Linked DNA regions of Homo sapiens: regions 1, 2 and 4 are each linked to region 3. A link is a loop called in an ENCODE intact Hi-C map of the cell type or tissue named here. Cell type or tissue: endothelial cell of umbilical vein. All regions are shown on one strand. Each heading gives the region's core, and the rest is flanking DNA. Links, peaks and the distances in the headings are about the cores only.

What was found. Peaks named below come from ENCODE experiments on the same cell type or tissue, not always from the same donor. Only the 100,000 strongest peaks of a DNase experiment are listed, where the experiment ranks them.
Region 1: it touches region 3 in a loop (2.9-fold over the local background); 2 of 110 quality-filtered maps call a loop at or near these places.
Region 2: a loop joins it to region 3, with 4 times the contacts of the local background. A loop is called at or near these places in 3 of 110 quality-filtered maps.
Region 4: it touches region 3 in a loop (2.9-fold over the local background); 2 of 110 quality-filtered maps call a loop at or near these places.

The regions. Positions count from the first base shown.
Region 1 is chr15:97,500,992-97,507,064 of GRCh38, forward strand. All of the region lies in intron 2 of LINC02254 (long intergenic non-protein coding RNA 2254), which reads right to left. Among named protein-coding and RNA genes, the nearest start is that of LINC02254, 18 kb to the right of the region's middle. In endothelial cell of umbilical vein, for the core only: no CTCF peak of the experiment used is centred there; DNase peaks (open chromatin) are centred at 1,290 and 3,170; H3K27ac peaks cover 3,359 bases.
Region 2 is chr15:96,889,937-96,896,009 of GRCh38, forward strand. No RefSeq gene overlaps it. Among named protein-coding and RNA genes, the nearest start is that of SPATA8, 110 kb to the left of the region's middle. In endothelial cell of umbilical vein, for the core only: a CTCF peak has its summit at 3,585; DNase peaks (open chromatin) are centred at 1,385 and 3,405; H3K27ac peaks cover 308 bases.
Region 3 is chr15:97,752,511-97,758,583 of GRCh38, forward strand. All of the region lies in intron 1 of LINC00923 (long intergenic non-protein coding RNA 923), which reads right to left. Among named protein-coding and RNA genes, the nearest start is that of LINC00923, 120 kb to the right of the region's middle. In endothelial cell of umbilical vein, for the core only: no CTCF peak of the experiment used is centred there; a DNase peak (open chromatin) is centred at 2,791; H3K27me3 peaks cover 411 bases.
Region 4 is chr15:96,581,815-96,587,887 of GRCh38, forward strand. No RefSeq gene overlaps it. Among named protein-coding and RNA genes, the nearest start is that of SPATA8-AS1, 200 kb to the right of the region's middle. RefSeq lists an enhancer at 3,010-5,250. In endothelial cell of umbilical vein, for the core only: no CTCF peak of the experiment used is centred there; no DNase peak of the experiment used is centred there.

The sequences.
Region 1 (6,073 bases), core at 444-5,443, 250 kb before region 3:
GTAGAGCCACTATGAGTTTTAGGAGAATAAGAGATGTGTTATAGAAACTAGACCTTACACAAATGCAGACATAGAAAAATGAAGCTCTAGAAGGGATAGTCAAAGACCAGAGAGTCACTAACAAATTTTCCTGAATTGCTGGCATGAATGAAAGATTAAAGCTTAAAGAGAAATATGAGACTTCAAGCATGTCTAGTATCCAACTGGAACCATGAAGAGGGAGTTCACAAAAGGGTTACATAGAAGTTGTGGTCTCTGTGTAGCTACTGCCTCTGCAGGCTTATGGTAAAACATCTACTGGTGGGCCTATGGTTGCAGTTGGGCCACAAAGCCAGTAGTCAAGAAGATGAGTTGGATATGAAGTGGAGGAGAGAGAGGAAAGCTGGATTCATACCCAGTGGGTGACTTTTCTCTCTTCATCTCCAGGTTGATTGAGACAACCATCTGAGAACAACAGCCACCACTTGACTTCTGCTTCTGCAGCTCAGCAAGTTCCTCTTTGATCCCTATTGTGCTAGCTCAGAACCACACAGGGGAAGTGACACTGGGATGTGCAGAGCAGATCTCAGCCACAGGTCTGCAAATTTCTAGTTGTATGTCCTTACGCAGGGCATTTCATCTTTTTAGCCCTTTCTGCTTCTGTACAATAGGAACAGTATGATGGTTCTGTTCCATGATGTGTAAAAAATAAGATGATGTTTTAATGCAAACTTATTTAAGCATATAAAGGAAAATATTTTTCTTCTACATTAATTGCCTTGTATTAACTACTATACCATGCAAGACCCACCCAGACTACCTAATTCCTAGACGATATTTTATAATAATAGATTGTATGGTATTTAGAGAACCAGCAAAGAAAATAGATAGATAGCCTTTGAAGCTAGATCTGGGTATGAATGTTGACTCAGAAACTTACTAGTCATATATCCTTGAGCAAGTTGCTACACCTCTCTGATCCTCTGCTTTTTAAAGGGAGGATAATGGAAATTGGATAACAACACCTGCTCTTTAGAACTATTCTAGGGATTAGAAATAATATACTGGCCATTTACCCATAGTTACCACTTAATAAATGTTTGTCATTATTTCCATTATTATCATTCAGACTGCAAAATACCCAGTGCAAGAATTAAACTCACTCCTACAACAGTTACCTGAGCACTTAGAAAATAAATTAAAGTTGTCCATGTGTGTCCATAGACAGGCACTGTCCTCAGAGGATTTATGGCTTATTCACCTAGCTTTGTTTTGTTTTAATTTCCAGGGCCTGGTACAGGACGTGACTCATACTAGGCCCTCAGTAACAATCAGGACTCTGGGAACTTTGGCATGTACACATAAGCTGCCATTTTCCCCGCTCTAAAGTAAACCCATCAGAGATCTTGAAAAATCTGCATTTTTCTCTTTAGAATTCTCATGTAAGATGTGAAAGATCTGATCTACAAGACTTAGAAATGGACAAAGAATTGCACACATGCACACACAAAAATCAGTGCTGGGTAGCCTGGCTCTGCAAATGGCAAAGAAGAGTGCTCACTTGTCAGTAATCATTGTTTTACATACCTTAATTCTGGAAAGGGCACTATCCCCCTGAAAGTATGCACAGGTTAGAAGACCATTCCTTTACAAAAAACCAAACACCGCATGTTCTCACTCATAGAGATGGGAATTGAACAATGAGAACACATGGACACAGGAAGGGGAACATCACACTTTGGGGACCGTTGTGGGGTGGAGGGAGCGGGGAGGGATAGCATTGCTAAATGACGAGTTAATGGGTGCAGCACACCAACATGGCACATGTATACATATGTAACAAACCTGCACATTGTGCACATGTACCCTAAAACTTAAAGTATAATAATAATAAAATTAAAAAAAAGAAGACCATTCCTTTAACTAACCAGTATCAAGTCAATTAGCTGTTAATTCATGAACATATGATTGAGCATGTCCGTGGATCACCTGGATTATGGAATGAGAGTAAAAAAGAGATCTTTGGGATCAAGGCTATGAAATTGATTCTCCTTTTAATCACAATGAGTTCCTGGGAAACATATCACAAATATTGAAAGGCATAGAAATTATTATTCTTTACTTGTTCTTGTAAAGTTTACAAGAAATGTTTTTCAAAAGCATAGTATATTCCCTCCTAAGTATCATTCAGTCTAGTAATGCATTTTACCCAATATACCTCTGAGAGTACAAAGGGTTGTGATAAGGTTGTGCTTATAGGCTATGGCAGGCCATTGATTGGATTTCTACTTAAAGTTTTTCTTTTTAAGATTCTATCTAAAGTTGAAGACTTTTATAAAGATTAGCCTTGTAAATGTTGCTGTATATTTTCTGTGATGGTATTGTTAAAGATACTATTGATTATATTATATTTCTATTTACTTAGAGACAAAATCCAAAATATGAATTTTGAAATTCTTATATCTGGATATAAATACTGACATGAATAGCAATTATATTTTCTTCCTATAGAGTGTTCTGTTAATGAAGCACTTTCCAATTTACCTACATCAGTACATTTAATTTTTCAGTAACATTTTAACAACAGTTGTATTATCTGTATTTTAGCTAACACTATGACCAGAAAGAATAAATTTCCGAAGAAAATTTAATTTACTAAAATTCCAATTAGTAAGTAGAAGAGGCAAATGACCATCCACATGGTCTGATCTCAAGGATATTTATGGGCCATCCTAGTGTTCCACTTTTAAAACCAGTGTAGTCATCGCTCAAAACAAAATCTTTGTCTTCCTTAACATTTAAGTCAGAAACCAAACTGAAACATGAAAAATGTAGATGTGAGTTGGAAGTTGGCCCTTGTTCATTCTGTTATCGTTCTCCCGGTGCTGTTAGCCTCCATTGCTCTGAGTAGGGTGCTGGAAAATAATATAAAAGTTTGTGTCTCCAACAGGCAGAAGTGCATTCTCTTTTACTTGTTCAATTAAATGATTTGACCTAGAGGCAACAAACAGGTTAAGTTTTTGGCTTTCAAAATTGGCCATGATTTTTCTTTCTATTAGGAATATTATGAGCTGCTGAAATTCCATGTAATGGATGTAAAAGTCAACAAAAAACAAAAAAAGTCCTTAACTAGCAAAGACTCTGTTTCCTGCCAAAGCAAACACTATCCCTAAAGCATCATTGAAAGGCGTTCTTATCAGAAACAGGCCAGACATATATAAAATCTAATTACGGAAGAAATATATTCTAGAGAAAAGAAATTGTGACACTGGTGAGTCATAGCCTCATGATATAGATGGGAAATGACAGTGACTCATAGCTGTTGGTATCCCGTGCTTCAAACTGGTTTTAGCTTGACTGGCCCCCACATTTGAAACATCTGCACATGACTAGAAGTCTCAATCTGCTTAAATTTCAATACGTCAGAAAACTAAATCCACCTCTACTTTGTCTTCCACCTCTATGGTTAGTTCTTCATAGTGTTCAGAAAGTTCATTTAAAAATAAAGCTAAATTTAGGTCATTCATCTGCTTACAATCTAGGAACACATCCCAAAGTCTTCCACATCCAAACATACTCTACCCTATGGGGTCCTGCCTTCTCTGACTTCACATATTATTCTCCCTACAGCACACTGCATTCTAGCTCATGGCCTTCTCTCTGGTCGGAAATAAACCAAGCTTGTTTCTATCCCATGGACTGTGTGCTGAATCCTTCCTCTGACAGGAATGCTCTCCCGCCTTCTTCCACCCCCTTTTTTTTTCTTCTTGTATTTCATTCTCAGGTTAATGTCACCTTGCCAGGGAAAACTTCTCTCATCACTCTATCCAATGTCTCCATTTTCAGAATATATACTGAATTCAAATACTTCTTCTTCTCTCTACTGTCATTTAGCAACAAACTTCTTATCATTTCTTGCTTGGATTATTGCAATAATTTCAAAACTGGATTGCCTTCTTTCAGTCTTGCCCTGCTTCCACAGTTTATAAGTATAACGTCACTGTGATCCTTTTAAAACATCACCGTCTAATTCATGTCATTTTTCCTCTTGATATATTCCAAGTGTACCCCCTGTCACATAGAACAAACATCAAAATTCTTATATTATTCTCCAGGGGCCCGGGTGGCCTGACCCATGACTCTGACATCATCTCCTACCTACATCTCTTGCCTCTGCTCAATACCCTGAAACTAGATTCCTGGCTATTTTTCTCTTTTTTTTTTTTTACATTTTTTAAATTATACTTTAAGTTCTAGGGTACATGTGCACAACGTGCAGGTTTGTTACATATGTATACATGTGCCATGTTGGTGTGCTGCACCCATTAACTCGCCATTTACATTAGGTATATCTCCTAATGCTATCCCTCCTCCCTCCCAACTAACTTCTGCCTCAGGTATTTTGCATTCTTCCCTCGAATAGCTTCACTACCCATTCTCTCACTTTCCCCCAGTCTCTGCCCAAGAAAAAGCTTAGTGAGGGCTTCCTTGATCACCCTCTAAAACACTAATAATCACTCCAGTCCCTATGTCAACACTGCGAATCTCTCTTACTATGCTTGGCTTTTTAACTTTGCACTGATCACTATCTGCCGTATTCTACATTTAGCAACTTATTTAATTACTATTTATTGTCTATCTTTCTGCAGCTAGAATATAAGCTCTATGAGGGCAAGGACTTTGAAGTTTTTGGTGCACTGTTCTCCCCCTGGTTTCTAGAACTGTGTCTAGTACTCCATAGGCACTCAAATATTTGTTGAGTGAATATTGTATGATGGAGTCTTTTTCTCTTTACTAATCTAATCCTCCTCTAGTCATTCATTGCAACAACAAAACTTCCAGCTGAAAATATTCAAAATCTCGTGATAGTCTCTCCTCCTGTAATTGCCTTGAAGTCTTCTTAGCACCCAAGACCTTAGATTCCCTTCCCTTTACCACAACGTCATTGCAAACATTTCCTTAGTATTATTTCTGACTTATAATTCTAGGCCAGCTGGCCTTTACTACTAACTCATTCTGTTGCTATTACATGATTTTATGGACACCCATCAATCCATCTTCTTGTGTACTGTTCGAGTATATTTCTAACCATGTGACTCCTTGGCTTGAGAACCTTAAATTACTCACTACTGAAGGCACTGCTTCTTAAATATTTTATAGTAAAGTAGTAGCTTCTCCCCCAATTTACCTCAGATTGATATTTGTGTAAAACATAATTAAAAATAAATGAAAAATGGGAGCTACAAATGGAGTTCAAGTTTATTGTTAGATTTGGCAGATATAAAATTATACTTTAATTACTATACTCAGGATAAAATAATGGAAAACAAAAGAATTTGAATGGCTTTAGTCACTGAAAATATAAGTACAGACAATATACAGAGAAAATCTTTATTGTACTCATAATTTTCTGTTGTTCTGTAATCAAAAATTAAAAAAAAACTAAAGAAAATAGCTAATCCCCATATTGAATGCTTATAAGTATATTTTGAACCAATACTCATATATGTCCATGTGTAAATCATAATTGTGAAAAATTTGCTTGCTTTTGCTTGTTAACTCATGTAATCTATATTGAATTGTGGCAGCCCTACCTGTGGTTGATAATGTATACCTGAATTGTTTCCAAGTTTTTTTTCTAACAATACTCAAAGGAGAGAAAGCAATCTTACAGTATGTTATGAGACTAGAAGAGGAGATTTTAAAGCAAGCTCAGAAAATTCTTTTATTTTCTTTTATTCATACTGAAGCAAATAATGGTATATTATAAAATTTTATTTTTAATTCTTCATTGGTAGCAAGTTCCAATCTTCTAATGTCCTACATAAATCTGAGTTTTGATTGAAAAGATGAAGCTTGTATCCCTAAATTTCCTATGTGTCATTCAACTTTTGATAGAAAGTAAAAATTTTAAACTGTCCACCAACTTGTAGTTTGTACTATTATGACCTTTTATAAATGTGCAAGATCAAGACCATCAACTTTTTATTAAAAATCATTGTTAAATTATGAAATATGTTAAAACAATCTGTAGAAACTCTGTTCTTACAAGGTTCTAATATTTGCTTTTGCCCTTCAATTTTACCTTCTATTT
Region 2 (6,073 bases), core at 568-5,567, 860 kb before region 3:
GAAGTCACGTGGGAAAATATTGTAACATGGGAAATTATACTTAATATTAAATATGCAATGAATCAACATACAATGGTTTGTCTAAATGTTGACAGAAATCATGTGAACCATATTTTTTATTATGTAGCTACCCTAAGATGGAAAATTGTTTGGTGTTCGTTTCCAAAAGGAATCCTTCGTCAGAATGTTTGTGGGCTTTATTTTTTTTTTCTTCTCTCTCATTCTCTTTCACTTTCTCTTTCTCTTTTAAGGTAATATACTTTGCTCTCTGTGAAGCCCTTTGACTTGAAGAAATAGTGATCTAAGATAATGTCCTGCCATCCAGAAGAATTGTAGGCACGGGAGAGATTGAAATTGGTGTGTAATGTTATTGCTTCCTTCATTTCATAACTGTAAAGCAATGTGCTAATCAAAGAGCCAGTCTGTGTGCACATGCGAGCTCTCTGTCTGGGAGGCAGACCTGATGCAGACCAGAACCCCTGCTTTCCAGGTGGGCTACAGTCTATGAGGCTCCTTCTGTGTTCTGTATTTTGACTTGCTTAGACTTTCAGATAAAACTTAAAGTTACAGCAATATCTTTTTTTTTTTTTTTGCCAGAGTTAAGTCAGATAAACTTGAATATTCAAGTTAATGTTTATTTACTGACTTACTTCAATATAGAATATTTCTTTTTTTCTTTAAAAAGAGTGCTAAGAATATTTCCGAGCTTTGCAGGATGCATCTCATTTGGGTCTCTTTTTTCTTACTGGGGCAAAGTAAATATACAAAATGAACCCCACACCATTTATATCAGAGTAAGAAACACAAACTTTAGATGTGATTTTAATATGATGCATGTGGGGAAAGGATTCCACAGCAACTGCTTAGTACCATCTTTCATTTATTTTTTTGCCTAGAATCCTGGACAGGGTGGGTCATTTTCTTCACGCATTGCTCCTGTTCACATTTTTTTTTCTTTCTTTAAAATTGCGGAGGCTTGGCTGTTGCTATTTGGTGTTGCTTGACCCTTCTGGTCTCGCAATGACTCCCGGGGGTGAAGGAGAGCTTCCTAAAGTTCTGAAGGAGAAAATTTAATCAGCAAAGTAATCATTTCTGCTGTGATGGAAAAAAGGAGGCCGGTATGAATGACAAAACAGCTGTGGACCACCAAAAAAGTCAACTGGAATTGGAAGGAGGGAGACCTAAAAAAAAAAATTGCTTCGAAGGCATAGCATTAAAGGGAAAATGAATCAGAAAAGAGATCTGAAGTGCTAGAATGCACTGCTTAATAACTTTAAATAGTCCATTGAGTCTTCCGGAATTTTTTTTGTTCTTCTTCAAGAATAATCTGCTTACATCGTTAAGACCTCAGCTAAGCTCAGTAACACAAATTACCAGATGTTGTATCCCCTAGTTTTTCCATCAAAAGACCAACCACCAAGCTTGTTGAAAGAGAAAGGTCATTGTCCCTCCCTGGCTATAAAACTATTTTTGCAACTCCTAACAAATGAAATGAGAATACCTTTCAGCTGTAGAAGGAACCTATCTCCCGCTCCTTCGAAGTCCCCCTGTTTGGCTTTGTTATTTTCTAATAACGCACTCATGTGTAAGCTAATAACGTGAACAGAGGGAAAATGAAGAGACTTAAAAAAAAAAAAAAAAAGGAAAAAAGCAGAATGAATTAGGGCAATTGAGGTCGCTCTGTTTCATTTTTGCTGGAAGGATTTTAGCCCTAGTTTTTACCTTATCGCTTATTACACAATTTACGATAAAATGAGATGTGATTCCATTCTTATTGTTGTGCTATAGTCTATTGAACATGCATATATAGAATTCATTTCAGATTTAAACACTATCTTAATTATAAACTGAATAAAATGGACAACCTATCAGGTTTTCTAAATTGCATTCTAACAAATAGTTTCATTTTTTATCACATTTCTACTGTTGACATATTGGGTATAATAATGTTCAGGGAATATTCCCTTTTAATGCAGTGTCTTAATTGTGCCAAAGTATTTCCCATGTGACAACTAATAGTTTATTTCTGACTTACAAGTTTGAGAACTTTAACCGTATGTCATGCCTTGCAATATTTTTCATGATGATCTGCTTAAATAACACTATCAGGAATTTTTTTTTGTTTTAAAATCACCTACAAATGATATATATTTTGCATATTGAAAAGACATCATAAGTATATTACATGTAACTTTCTATTTTCTTTAATAAATAATGTGATTGCTTGTATTTAGGATTCATTTACAGACACTTTTCCAACAAAAGACTTACGTACATTAAGTTGAAAATATTGAAAGAAATATCTCAATTGTGATTAAAAATGAAATACCCAGTTAATGGAATATAGAATGCAATTTTTAAAGAAAAACATATGTGCCAGAACCTGAAAAGTTAAGTCTTATTTTTATATTTACTCACTACAAACTGTGAACGTTGCTTTAAATGAAAAATACGTACCTGATTAAACATATAGTTTTAAAGTAGTCCTAAATATAGTATATTTAAAGTAATCCTTCAAAGTAATTCTGAGTTAATAGCATGGGTCCTAATCCTCAGAATGTAATGCTATGTATTCTTTAAAAACGCTGATTTGTATTCATATGATATTTTAAAATGTAAAAGAATAATCATGCTGAGAAAAATCTGACATTGGAAACTGAAGACAACATATAATTTTGTAATTAAAGGTAAATTTTTCATATGTGCAGCATTTGTTGAAGAATTTCTAACTTAAAAATCACTTAAATTTAATTTTACATGTCAAATACATAACTATTTCACTGACACAGGGGAAAGAATTTAATTAGCACTTTAATGTTAATTGTTTATTAATGTGTTAAGCTTATCAAACTGCCTCATTTAACTTAATAGATATTGCTATACTTTCGTATATTATTCTAATAAAGTATACAATTTGGATTTTTTTCCCTTCTTTTTCAAGTTCCCATGCAACACCTACACGTAAACCTGGCCAACTGGTCTGTTAGAACAGAGCGGGGTGTTTCCTGAAGTTTGAACCTAAACTATTAAATAAAACAGTTATCCTGCAAGACCCAAGAGCTATTACTGCCTACTAATGTCGTCTTGCAGATACTTTTTTTGAACAGTACACAAGAAAGTTGATTCATTTCTCTCTCTCTTTGACTATAAGTAGGGGGTTGTCCAACACACACACACACACACACACACACACACACACACACACACACAATTTTTAGTCATTTTTTTCAATTTAAATGATTTGCTATCACAGTTACTCCATCTTTTATCTCTAAAATAGTTTCAACCCTGTTAATGTGTGCATGTACTTTTTTCTTATCAGCCTCTCAGCAGCATTTGTGATTCATAGCAGCCATCAAAGTGATAATAAACTCATTCACAATACTAACAAACACGGGGCTCCCAGTTATTTACGAGGCAAATTCACTGCAAGGCTGGGCTGTGGAACGGGAGAATCAAGATGGTGTTGATTGATAAATTGACAGGTTAATTTACAAGTGGATAATAGGAGTTAGACCCAGAGGGAAAGAAGGAAGGTCTGAATTCTAGCTTGGTTGCACTGCCATCTGTCTTATGCCCAGAAAGCTGCAGGACTGCTGGCTGGCAGGATCAAATACATACACATTCTTCATAACTTAAAGACAAAGACCTCCATTTACTGCTTTTTGATGGGTTTGTTGCCTTGGTTCTTCACACAATTGACCCTCAATATGTCACAAACAGTGCCACGTCTCAGTGTTTTTTATAAGTGCCACTTAGAACATGACTTAGAATAAGTTATTCTGTCAGTTTCACAAAAACAATGAACAAAATTGCTTTCAAGACTATATTTCACAAATATTAATTGTCATTGGATTGTTGAAGAGTGAATGCATTCTTTCAGATTTCCAAAGCCTCTGAGATGTCCTTGTTCTAGGATGTACATCGCCCCCCACCACCCCCACAAAAAACACACATATACCTTTTCTTTTTCATCCTTGGTATTTAGATGCTATCGGTCTAGCTATTTACAAGATAGGGTAAAGCAAATTGTATGAATCTCATGTTAAACATTTGCATCACTGTTTTTCCTAGAGTTTTATTGTTGTAAATTTGAACATATTTCATAATTTTAAACAATAAGTTTACAAAGTTCTTTTCAAAATGGAGTACTAGTGCATTTGTTTATGTTTCATTTCCAGTGAAATATTTTATTGTACAGGCCAGCCATTTTTATTTTAGTTTTGTAGGAACAGGCCATTAAAAATCTTTTAGGTCTTGTGTAACAGGGACATATTATCATAAGTTCTCAGGAAATTGCCTCGATTGGGCTAGTGCCACTGTGAGTTAGATGGCAAATTTGCAACTACTGTCACTTTGGGAGAAAACCTAGTCTTTGGTCTTTTAAAATTGGTTGGTTAGCAGCAGTGGCTATGCTGGGGGCCTCCAAAATTGCCGGGCTGTGGTTCTTACTTGCCAGCACTTATAATTCTGAAAGTCGCCGGTCTCAACCCAAACCTTTTCTCCCCATATCGCTACATTGTAGGCGAACACCCTTCTCAGATTCCAAATCCATTTAATGCTTAGTTCATGTTAAAACTTGGTAGGTTTGAACAAATACTGAGGAGTTCAACACATTTTCAAAGGAAATTGAAAAAGGCACAAAAGAGCATGTCTGCTCAGCTTCTGCAATTCATTACGAAATGCCAACACTAATACTATTTTTAAACAGATTGCTCCTATTAATCAAGGTATTAAAATAAACTATTAAAATTATGCCTCTAGTTGAGTAACATGAGAAAGCCCATGGAAAATATCTGGTCAAGAATGAATGTCAGAAAAATAAAAACAAATAACTTTGCATGCATGGAATTTTATGGTGTCACAAGGTTAAAAATGTCCCCTTAAAGGGTAAATATCCTTTGAAAAGAAAATGCATTTATGTGTGAATGGGAGGTTGAATGGCCTTTACTGCTTTGTTTAAACATAGACAATCATCTTTGTAATTTTTTTTGGCAAGTTGTATATTTTTCAAAAGAGACTCATAAAAGATCGCATGTTTAAGATTGCTAATTTTTCTTGATGTGGTGACTTTTTTATTAAAAGGGAGTCTTTTCTTCAGTAAAGTGTTTAAGTAGTTTTTAAATTTCACAATCTACAGATTGAAAACCTAAATTCTTTCCTCAGACTGTGAAGCAAGGCATTTTCTTTCTGAGGACTACTTAAACTTTGCATTATATATTTTCTATTTAAAGTCTCAGTGACAACAAGTGTTATGCAAAATAGGAAAATAATTGATAAGACAGCTTATAGAAATGTATGCTTTTATACATATTTATATAGGGAATGTAATAGAAGAAAAATATGCTCAAAATTTAGTTTAATACTTATCTCCTGTCTCTAAATTCCAATTGTAAAACTGTTAGATTCATAGAGGCATAATTTCTAATATATTATACTTTTTAACTTAAAATATGTTAACTTCCTAGAGATTTGTTTTTAGTGAATAATTCTCAAACCTCATGACTCCACTAAGATGTAGCAGAACTCGTTTTCATCAGAAGCATGTTGACATGGAAGAGAATAAAGGCCCAATGCAAGAATGGGCAGTCATTGATAATTTTATTTGTTTAAAATTGTGAATTATTTTTAGTAAGTGGACTTCTCTCCCGTGCACAATTAAGAAGAGGCTTTGTCTTTTTTTCTCCTCAGGTACTAAAATAAATTCTGAAGCCAAGATAACAACAACAACAACAACAAAGATATCAGATCTAATATCCCACCCAATTTCTGAGTTAAGCCAGTGACAGGTATATTTCGAAGCAAGACTATTTAGACACATTGATTTTTGTTGTCACTTTCTTCTTATTTCATATGTCACATCAAGGCTTGGAAATCGGATGAATGTAAGAAGGGTCCGCTGATCACTGTTCCTCAGGAGGAATTTTCAAAGTCAGCTAGCTGTGCTTGATGAAAGTGGTCCTGCATAGAGCTCCACTCTGCCTGCAGGGAAGTTTAGGCAAACTACACTTTACCACTTCACTCCTATTACTAGGATTCTTGGTTGTCAAGGAGGCATCTATTTAACTGAAGT
Region 3 (6,073 bases), core at 484-5,483:
AGCAGGGAAATTATAAATGGACTTCACAAAATGTTCCAAGAGCATTAATAGTGAAATGGACTGGGTCAGGAACCCAAGTCACAAAGGGTCTCTGAGTAGTTACTTCCCCAGCAGACGGCCATCGTTGCAAGGGGCAGCTGATCTCCTTTTTTGAAAGCTCCATTATGTGTATTTACAAAATAAACAATGCATGCAAGTTCATGATTGTCATCATTAATAATAAGCATTATAGCAAACCGTTAAATAAATATACATGCCATAGATGTCTGCCAGACCCATCACTCCTTTTTCTCCTACATCAGATCCAAGGCATTGTCTTTGTTGAATTAAAAAAAAAAAATCACTCTTCATGAAACAGCAGCAACAACAAAATAGAATCATTATTTAAAATAACTCACCAATGTTCAAATGCTCGGATTTTAAATCAGATAAGTCAGCAAGTTCAGAGTTGGGGTGAGAACTTGCTCTCATTAGTCTCACGTTTGCAAGACGCAACCACAAGCCAGGAATGTAAAATGTTCTCAGTGCTTCAATAATTAACTATTTTTCAAAGGAAAAGACAAGTAAATAATATGATGTTTTATGAGTTCAAGTTGAACAACTTGTGTGCTGTGCAATACTTCTATCATGATACTCTCCAAAAAATTGTTTTATGAGCATAATATTTGCTTACTGACAAATTCTGTCACATCAAGAGATTTTTTTAAAAAAACGCAACGTACCTTTGAGTTTCAATTTGATAATCTAGAAATCAGTATACAACTGTTCAGATATCTTAGCAAGTTTCTTATTTAAAGCAAGTCTCTAAAAGTTTTACATTACATGTTCATTAAAGAAGTACATATGATTCCAGCCTCTCATTAAATAATATTCAATTTTAAAAAAAAGAAAGCAAGAAAAAGTATTCCTTAAAGCAGTACTTAACTGATAAAAATTTATATATTAAAGAACTAATGCTTGCATGAAAGAGCTTAAATTTTACTTTGTTACATTTTTAACCCATGCAGAAACACTGAAGCAAGAAAAAAATGTACAACATATTTTTATACGTTGTTTCTACACATATAGGAAGAATAATATATGTGTCTGTGTGTGCTTGCGGCCTGTGTGTGTGTGTGTACATATGTATATAAAATAGAAAAAGAACATTAGCGTTATTTGCTAAAATAAAAAAGAACATTTAGTCCTGTCTGAGTTTTTCCTTTAAAGGGTGATATAAAGATTTTGTAGGGAAAATTCATAGATGACCATTAGTTATGATTATTTTACTAGCTAAAGAAGAAATTCTTTGATAGTTCTAGATACCAGCACGTTACTTTCTTTTTACATAGAGCTTTTTGTTATGGGAGTAACAAGAAAAATTTTCAGACATTCGTTTCATAATTCTTGGCCAAATTTCCATCAGCAGAAGAGCAAATTTGTTGATGACTAAGCAGAGATTCAGAAAGCCCAGGGACCTGGCGAGGGTCACACAGCCTTTCTGTGATAGGGCGTTGATCTCCCAGCTTCCATTCACTCCATAGGGGAGTACAACTCTGTTCATGGATCCCATCAATTGAAATAAAAACGAGAGCGAGAAAGAGAGAGAAAGAGGGAGAGAAAATGAATGGGAAAAAGAACGTGCTTGAATGGACTGTATGGTTTGCATGAGACTCGTGCAGAAATTGATATTTTGCCTGTTTTTTTTGTCTCAGAGATAATCTTAGAAAATGTCTGCCTAAGCTTCTATCAGGGGTGTCCCAAAACTTGGAAATTAGCTTCTCACAGTCCTGGAGAGTCCCAAAATGTTAGCAAATTAAAACAATTTGTCTCCCTGGAAGCCCGGGGTATATTCACTGCTTAGAATTGAAGAGGAATAAGGGACCCACATGTGCTTTTGTGACTAACTGCTCTCCACAAACAACTTTTTAGACAGGCAGCCAGCCTAAATACGCTGCTCAGAGTTAGATGGGAAAAAGGTGTTGCTATGCTAGATACTTAAGAACCTAACACACAAGAATATCATGCTACACTTTCTGAAAAACAAAAAAAAGTGGGGAAGGGGTGGCATCAGCATTATCTTCCTCTTTCCAAATTAAACATCAACATGTTTTATTTTCCACATGTTTTGGACATACATCCACTTTTAAAGAATATTTATTAAGGCTTGTGTGTCTAAAAATACAGGCCCTTCCTCTATTACAAAATTCCCCAAAAAATTCAAAGGGAGAGAAAAATCTCACACAGATAAAAATCTCCCAAGCTGACCATTCCTGAACAAACTTTATTTTACAAACTACTAGGAAAAAATAATTAATTCAGCGCATTTATGAAGAATGCACACTTTTATTTTAAAATTCATAATGTCTAAGTACAAAAAGGTGCTAGTATAAAGAAGAAAATAAGATTTTTCAATGCAATGCTTCATAGAAATATTTTCTATTCAATTCAGTCATGTATTTTTAAAATTTTACACAAAATTAGTATATCACATTTTGGAATTATTTAAAACAAACCAGACCTTTCATTTACACACACACACACACACACACACACACACACACACACACACACTTCCTACCACAAATTTCTAGAGGCCAATAAAGAAACAGCATGGTAGCATTCAGGCAACATAAAAGTATTTGTTACTCATTATCGTCTATTTAATTAGGAAGTATTATTTCCTGTTTTTCAAATCAGCAATTTCTCTCTGAACAATAGATTAGGATACACCTTCCAATAATAATTAGAAAAAAATCATCTACTTCCAGCATATTGAAGGGTGAAAGTCCAGCTGCCACTGGTAAAATCTATGGTATCCTACCGCCATCTACTGACCATTGCTCAAATATTATGATTTAAAGGTACAGGTTTAAATTTATAAAATTAAGGAATTTTCAAAAGAAAACACTTTGAAAGCTCTACTGGAACAACTCATTACTCTGGCAGTTGTTCCAAATGTTTGAAAATACTTCCCTAATCTGAACCGAACTCGATCTACCTGTAAATACCACCTCCTGGGCTTTGCCTTGGCCTCCACTGGTATAAAGAGGATGCTGATTTTCTCTTAAACTCTTCAGAATTCGGAGGGCAATGCTCAAGCCCTTCCTATCTCTTCCCACCCACCCACCCAACACACACACACACACACACACACACACACACTGTCTCTCTCTCTCTCTCTCTCTCTCTCTGTTTCTGTTTCTCTCTCCCTCTCATTCGCTCAGTCCCTTCTTCAATCTAAGCAGCCTACCTTTCTTTATTAGCTCCACATCTGATGTGGTTTGAAGTCCCATCAAAAGCCAGATAGCTGTCCTCTGAACAAACTCTTTCACATACTTTTCTCATTAAATGCTGCATCTGAAAGAAAATACTCCGCAGAATAGATAGAGCACCTCCCTTTGCATGCTCTACCTTTGTCAATGCAACCAAAGGTCACAGTCAATATTTTGGCAGCTATACACACCATGTAATAACTTGCACTCAGGAAATCTCCTAGATCTTTCTATCTGTGCTACTGGCTGCTAAGCTATGCTCCCCTAATAGACATATGCAGTTGTATTTTTGAAACTAAGAAAATATCCATACATTCATTCAGTGATCTAAGATATATTCTTATTGGTGATGGTTCATGGTTCCAGCCTGTCATACATTTGTATCCTAATTCTGCTATCTTTTCCAATTTCATAGTGGTCTTGTATCTGTTATTGATCAATATTATTTGTGTAGTTATTTATTTTTCAGACAGAGTCTCACTCTGTTGCTCAGGGTGGAGTGCAGTGGCAGGATCACAGCTCACTGAAGCCTTGACCTCTCAGGTCCAAGCAATCTTCCCACCTCAGCCTCCGAAGTGGCTGAGACCACAGGCATGCACCACCACGTCTGGCTAATTTTATTATTATTTATTTAACTTACCATCAGCTACTCCCCTCCAAACCACTTTTCTGTATTTCTCTGGACATCCTCCAGTATGATCAGTATGGGAAAAGTTTCAAGGATGTCATTCAAGTGCTTTGTGCAGTGCCTAGCACATGACAAAACCTTGATGTGACAGCTCTTCCTATGATTATCATCAATAAAAATAATTAGTACAAATATATGATACAAATTAAATCTATGACATAAATAACCACGAAACAAGTATCAGTTCTAATAATACAATCATTCAATCAATTGTCATTTGCAACTGAAGCTCATCTTCTGCCCTTTCTGCTCTTCACGTAGGCAAAGGAGATCCTCTCCTCCAGCAGGACCCTCAGCTCCCAGAGGACATCATCTTAGCAGGAGTCTCAGTGCTTTTGGACAATTAGGAATCCTCTTGCAAAATGTCCCTTCCCACTGCCCCCATCTTGGCTTCAGATCTTCTCCTAAGAGACATTCTTCCTATTGAGGAGGAAGCCACATTCTGAATCAAAGAGAAGGTGGAAGCAGAAGAGAAGAGAAAGAGCCTGCGTCTTCCGCCCAAGCTCTGCAGCAACTTTTGGAGCCACTGAGCTGAGCCAGGACCTCTGTCTGCTGCTGGCTCCACCCTTTGCCGTGAAGGCATCAAGCAGGTGACACCATGTCCCTGAGCCTGTCTCAGCGCATCCTGGGACTGGCACAGACTGACACAGCTCCGGTATACAGTCCACGTTTTCTGTTCCTTGGCACAACCCAGAATGAAGATGTTTAGGTCAGAGTTATTTAGTTTTAATAAAACCCTGTATGTACTGGGATCAAATAACTCATTTTTAACTCCTGAAAATTGGACCAATATTGACAGCTTTTGCTTAATCCAGAACAGCTCATTGAGAAAGGGGTCAATATCTCTCCCACTAGGAAAAAAAGACAAATTGAACATTCACCAAAATTTCAATATTTCGTTAAAATAAATGAGTTTTTAAATACTAAAAACAAAATTCAATGGTTTAAAAAGTCCATTGATGTAGGAAAACCCAAAAGTCACCTAACAAGTAAAACAATCCTCTTCTGATACATGTCATAAGAACCAGCTAAGACTTCCAACCTCTGGCTAAATGTTAGGGCCTGGAACAGCACATTTTTATAACAAAGTTATAAAATAGATGGGAACCAGAAATAAGAGAAACAGGCACTAATGAAGGCTGATTTCAAAAAATACCTTATTTGGGCACTCTGGCAGGGGCAGCCAGAGAGTGGAGCTCTCTCAGACGGCTGGTCTCCTCGCCTGATTTCCAGAGGTCTCTAAGGCGCTGGGACTGGCAGTCTGGACCTAACTGCAGACCGCAGCCAATGCAGATCCTCCAAGGCCAGCACCAGCAGCCATACCTGACACACAGGAAGACTTGCAAAAATGCAATGGAAACAGCAGGTGGAAGTTTCCATGTTTTCTGCTATATGCCCCTCTCTCCTGCTTCAGTCTCCTATCATGAGCCTGCACTAATGAAACCAAGTAATAGGTCATTGTTCTCCTTATACTGTACTACTTCTTCCCCCTTCATCCAAGTTCCTCCAAACTCCTAGGCTCATTCATTCACCTTTCCGAGCCTCTCTCTTTCTCTCTCTTACTCTTGCTCTATCTCTCATTCTCTTTCATTGAAGTTTTGTTTTGAAATCCATATTTCATGTTATAGAATTATAAATGAAAACACATTTTAAGAAAGAAAGACCTGAGCTTCCTGCTTTACCACACCCGGTTTTTCCCTAGAACTCTTAACTCCATTGATTTTTCCCTTTCAGCAGTTACTTCTATAATCTCTAAAGATGTTGTTTGCACAGGTACTGCTATTTCTTGATGTATCTACTTTAGACATTATGTATTTCTTTTATGCCCTTGCTTTCATTAAACATAAACTTGGTTTAGTAGGGCTTTTGTCTATTATATTTTGTGCTCTATCTGAGGATGTATTTGGAGCGACTACAAGTTTTGCTATTTCTGTCTTCCATTTTTTCCCAAAGAAGTAGCAGATGGAAAGCATAGATATAGGTGCTTCCTCATCTGGGAATCTATTAAAGTATGCATCTTCATCCTGAAGTGCTTACCAAACAAATCCTCTCCACTTAAACAGCCATCAGGATCATCCCATTTATTCTGAGGAAGAAAAACTGAGGAAAACTCCATTTTTCTATTACAGCT
Region 4 (6,073 bases), core at 370-5,369, 1.2 Mb before region 3:
TCATGAGCTTGTTTTTGTGCCCAGCTCAAAAGGGAGAGGAGTGTCTCACCGAATTATATTCAAGTCCTACTTAGAGACAGATAAATGCACATACAGTAAAGATCTCAGCTTCTCCTTCTTGCTCCTTTTCCTGCTACGGCCCCTCCCTTTCTTTGCGTGGTTCAGTCTCTCAGGGAAAAAAAGACATGACTTATCTGTCGGGAGAGGCAGAGCATCAAACACTAGAAGCAAATGGGTGACAAATTTAAAGGAAAGATATCAATGGTATTCCATTTGAGTGCTGTGAAAATGTTATTGTTTATTCCTCTTTTGGGGAAAGCCTAAAATAATGAGAAAAGCAATGAGATATAGGGGATAGTATTTCTGTAATAAACACACACACATACACACACACTCTGCAGTGTTCATATAGCACTTGTGTAATGGGCAAAAAGGCAGCCTATTCCTTTTGCTTTTTAAAAATAAATAATGAATGACTTTTTCATGTGTTATTGTATAGGCCTGTCTTTTCTATCGTGAGGAGTAAATTTTTACTGGAGGCAGGATTAATGTATACTGGCTGACCTTAAAAATGACTCCCAAGTGAGCAGGAAGGTAGTTAAAAGAAGCAGAAGTAATGGTATTCACACAGGAAACACAGAAAACGACAATGATTAAAAAAAAGATTATGAAAGAAGCACAAACGTTAGCTGTCCTTGACATGCAATGCGTTTCTCCGATGTGTTTCATTACAGCAGCTGTAGATGAGTTTAATTACAATGCTTCAAGACCCTTTTTGGCGCCATTGCTGAAACGCAGAGAGAACTCAGTGGGACTGTGGACAGCCACAGCCCCTGCCCGCCTGAGGGGCTGAGGGAAGAGGCGGGGGCTTGTCACACAATGGGTCACTGTGCCCTGCCAGTGGCAGACTTCCTCTATCGCCTTCTCTGCCTTGGCGAGGCAGGGGTACCGAAAGAGGCAGAGGTGTCAGGCTGCTGGTGCAGAGAAGTTGTCAGTTTCCCTGGACACCACCAGAATAAGATGCAGCCACTGCTCCAGTGTGAACGAGTGGCCTCCCCACCAGCTCCTGCCTGCACTGTGCCCCCTTTTCCAGCCTGGCTTTTAATTATTTCGAATAGTCTATTTAATTAATATGAAACAAAAATTCTGTTATTCGAATTGAGTTTATTTCAAAGATATTGATAAAGTAATATTCCTCCTCATCCTTGTGTTAATAAGTTAATGGTTTTAACATTTAAAGACGTCTCATGGTTCTGATAATAAAACTAACCTTTGGCCAACACAGTTACAGAGTCTTTCGCACACACTGACTGACTTAATACACTGACATCTAATCACTTGCTGAACGAATCCCTGGATATTCAGATTCCTCCAAATCACACAGTTTTAGTGGCTGGAGAAACAGAAACTATTTCTAATTTGCCAAACACATCATAAAATTATTTGTGTACTTGTGTTGTGTGAGAAAAGTTATTTATTAAAAACCTGTTGTTTCTTCAAAAGCATTATCCTTTTCCTGTATTAGATTTTTGACTCCTTTGCAAATGAAGAACTTGGATGTAATATGCATAGATATATGCCTAATTCCAGCCATGGTTAAAAGCAGCAGGCTCATTTCAAGACGCTTTTATTTCATCCATTTGTCATGCATTTGCCTTAAAAGAAACCAAAATCCTATAGTTTCATTAGTGTTGCAATCAGCTTCCTTATCTTGAGGCCTAGGGTCGGGGGTAATGCCACAGGGAAAATCAGTCTTAAAAAAGCAATCTTTTCCATCACTGGCTCTAAGCACAAGAAGGCTGCTATGGCACCCCAATATCCAATACCTGGTCACGGTTTCTGCTGCTTCATTCTGAGCCCAGATTTCAAATTAAAGTTTGACTTTGGCTTCTCAAAGGAAAAGGTTTCAGGAGCCGGGTAAACAGCCTCAGCCTGCACCAAGGGGATTAAGAGGTAGGGCCAAGAGTGGAGGGAAATTGAGGATATGACAGAGGCCACAGTGAGTTCAAACAAAATTTGGCCTACAGAATGCAGGAAAAATCCCCTGGTGACAGGTGCCATCTTGTGGGTCATTCTGCCACTCTGCCTCCTGCCACTTTTTATAACAAGAACAGATAAAGGAGAACTGGATGCTTAGAGTCTTAGAATTGGAAAAGTAATTCAAGAAGATGTGAGTGGAGTTGGCTCTAGGCTTTTCACGATACTGTAAGCATCAGTATTTTGCTTTCCAGCTTTGAGTGCTATTAAGAAATTTAAACGAGTGTATAGAGGGAGAAAAAAATAAATGTGTAACAAAAAAATGTCTATTTGAAGTACAGGATGTAATCATTTCTAAACATCTGAAAATGTTTGCTTCTTGAGAGACATGTACAAAGTAAGTTCTTGCTTGGGCAAGACCCAGACCCCAAAACTACTCCAATTAAAATTTGTCAATCTTAAGGAATGTGTTTCTAACATCTGTAAGCATTTTGAGCTCAGGCAGATATTCTGGTCAGCAAATTTCTTCAAGATAATTACCTTTGAACTGTCTCCCATGTAATTCACAGGTCCACCAATATAAGATCTTATCCCTTTCTCTTGAATTGGATGGTCTAACAAAGAAAAACAGAAATACACTAAGTAGCTAAGAAGTTGGCACTAACAGTAGAGGTTACGGTTCATTTTTACAAAACTCATGGGGTTTTCACACTTTGCCAGGAGATCACGCTCTTTAAACATGCAGGAGGAGACATATTTCTTTGGAAGATGGGGGTGGATGCAGCACTCCAGTGCCAGCCTCAATGTCTATGGTGCAAATGTAAAAATGAACAATTTTTCACCATAGACACTGGTCCTGGCACTGGAATGCTTTGTAACAACATATTTCCCTCCTAAGAAAATTACTTAAAACTAGGACCCCCAGTCTCCATGTTGTATCGGTCAATGCAATTTTATAATATATAATACAACGTTGTCTTTACACATTCACATATAATATATCTCATTATTTTATAGACAATTGCATTTGGACTGCAAATTTCATTGCCAAGTCCTTAAATATCCAGTAGGGTCTATGTTTCTTGTTTCTTGGGTTTCAAAGGATAATTAACTTAATAATGAGCTGCTGTGAGCCTTTATATTAGCTTAGTTGAGAGCCAAATTGCTAAGTATCTGTGGGGTTGGAATCATAGGTCTAGCCTTCCATTTGGTTAGTTCCAGGCCTTTATCGGATTGAGGGATACACTGGGACTTACGTGGCAATTCCTGACAATGGGATTATGTTGAATCATTTTATGCTCCTCACCGAAACATTTTGGTACTTTTCTGGAACCCCACATTTTCTGCTGTGTGTAATTTTTGAAAGAGAACGTGAGTATTGCCTTCACATTCTTCATGGGAAACTTTTTGACATTTTAAAAAGAGACCACGAGAAGTTTATTAAAGGGTCATAAAAACAGGTTACTATTGAAGATGGTCCTTTCTTTGCATCTTGGTCTTGCCAGTTTCATCTACCTACCCATGAGAGGAATATTCAACAGAGCTAGAGAGACTGCGTGTTCCATTATGAACCAGCTTTGTGATCCCAGCCCAGGGTTTTTATCTGAGCATGAACAATCTGGCTTTGCGGGGCAAGTGTGTCAGCTCGCCCCCAGAATTTCAGCATCAGGCCGGGGGCCTCTGCTGCTGAGCTAGCCTCCACCCTTTGAACTTCTCCACCTTCCCACCAGTTCCCCCAAAACAACTCTGCAAAAGACAGGAGTCAGCCCCTGAAAAGCATACCAGGCATTTTAAAACACAACCCTGACATTTCCTCAGCATTTCCATAGCTAGGACTCTTCCCGCATGCAACCTTCCCCGCTACCCCCCTTCAATCAAATAAGGCACCCGCTCTCTCATGCTACTGCAAAGAAGGAAGAAAAAAAAGTTGGCAATTTAATTCAAACAAAAGAAGCTTGAAATCTATAAGCACAGCAACTCCGAGGCTTCTGGCAAATAGAATTCTAATTAGTATGCTGCTATTTTTCTTTTAGACAGATGAGCGATGCCCCCTATTGACTCTAGCAGGCAGGCTGGTAAGGGGAAAAAAATAAAATAAAGGGGGGGGGGCGGTGGGGGCTAGCCAGCAAACACTGCAGATTGCAAATTATATTGCAAACCTTGCCAAGTCCCAGCTCTTGGCATCAGATTTTTAATGACACCCTGGAAAAGGGAAAAAGAAGCCCTCAGCTAAGGGATAAAAATGAAGGGTTTTACCCCTGTGATAAGTCTTCTCTTAAAACCCAAATGGCCAAGCGCACATTAGGGTTTTAAAATATTCATAGATAGAAGTGAAAATGAGGATATGAGGAAGTACATTTGTTGCTTGGTCAATTGACAACTCATTCTGCATGTTAATACAGAGCGATGATCTAATTTTAAAGAGATAGCCTTTTTTTTTTTTTTTTTTTTTTTTAAGCATGACTTTTGATTACTCTGAGACTGAGGGCAAAAGATCACAGCGAAGGCTATGATGACACAGACACTACTTTCTTTTGATGTAGACCTTGGACTACTTCTTTGGTCAAGAATTCTGGGGGCTCTAAAACTATGCTTCCCTTCTTATGTAATCTCTCTGATGTATCTCCACTGAGGACTTTGATACCCCCCCTTTTTTTCCCATCTCTTTTTTCCTTCTATGGTACATGAGGCCCTTCACAGTTGTAGAATCTTACACACAAATAGATCACCACACACAGGAAGGCCCTTCCTTTTAATAATTAGGCCACCTTCTGTTCTGGGGAACCTTTTTTGGCATACGTATTCCCATGTTGAAGGTCTGCGAAGCACCAAGGAAAAGCAAAAAAATTGTTAAAGAGCAAAACATTAGCCTCTATCCAGGCAAAGATAACATCATGGTCTACATAATAAGAATCCCATGAAATTGTTTCTAATTGAAAACTTTGAATCTATAGTCTAAAACATTCATCCACAGACCAGTTTGCAGCTGTTTCGGGTGGAGGTGGAGGAAGTTACGAATCTATTCTACTTATTTCTTGGTACAAATTTAAATTGGATTTTGTCTTTTCAGAACAACATCAGAGGTGCAGAAAAAGCATTCTAAAAAATCTACAAACTGTTTTGACTTTTCTAGTTGAAATATCAGGCTTCTCATGCTTTTGTCCTGAGTGAGCAGAAGGATATATGTTGATCCTGGAGGTAGGGTAAATTTCCAGTGCAAAACAGTGAGAACTCTTAAAAAGCAAAATGGTAAGATTAAAGGCAAAATGCGGAGCCCTGGTCAACGCAGGACTCCTTACAGTGAAATATGGGAAGTGAAAACAGGTTGCGTATGTCTGTGGTCATGCTATCCTAGAAGCAGTGCCAGGGTGAATTTACAGAACCAAGTGGAGTGAGCCAACCAAAGAAGCAAAGTTAAATTCCCCCCCACCCCAAAAAGAATGGAATATTTAAAAATTTATCTTTCAAGAAGAAATTATACCCCAAACTGTAGAGAAAGCTTTTGTCGTTGTAAGAATAGGCAGCATACACTGAGGGCCTCCTGGATGCCATTAGAATCAAGGGTTTCCTTGGAAAAATATAGAACGAATGACACTAGGTCCCACCATGCAATCTGAACTCTATTTAGGTGAAATAAATCTATAAGCTATTTAGTTGAAAAAGTGGATTTTTTGTTATATGTAAACTTATTTAAAACGTTCTATTTAAAGCAATCTGTTTTAAGGTCACCAAGGAATGGTTCAGAAATATGCACAAAAAAGATAATTCTATTTTTTTTAGTAAACTGCTTGCAAAGCAGTTACTGTCAAAACCTTGTTGTGTGAGATTGTATTAATAGTAGGAAGCTTAGAACCAGCATTGTCGGTTGCCGCTGGCACACATGGGCCTGCTTAAGTTTTAGGGAATGCCCTTTAAATGTAGTCCTGAATAATGATCCACATTATTTGCTTCTTTAGTGACTAAGACATTGTTTTTAAGGACAGTGTTTTATATATTTGGAAGGGGAGAGATGAGAATAGTCAAGCCGTTAGCATATGAGACAGACAAAAAGTTTATGAGTTTTAATAAAGGTGGCAAACAGGAGAGTCAAGTGCTG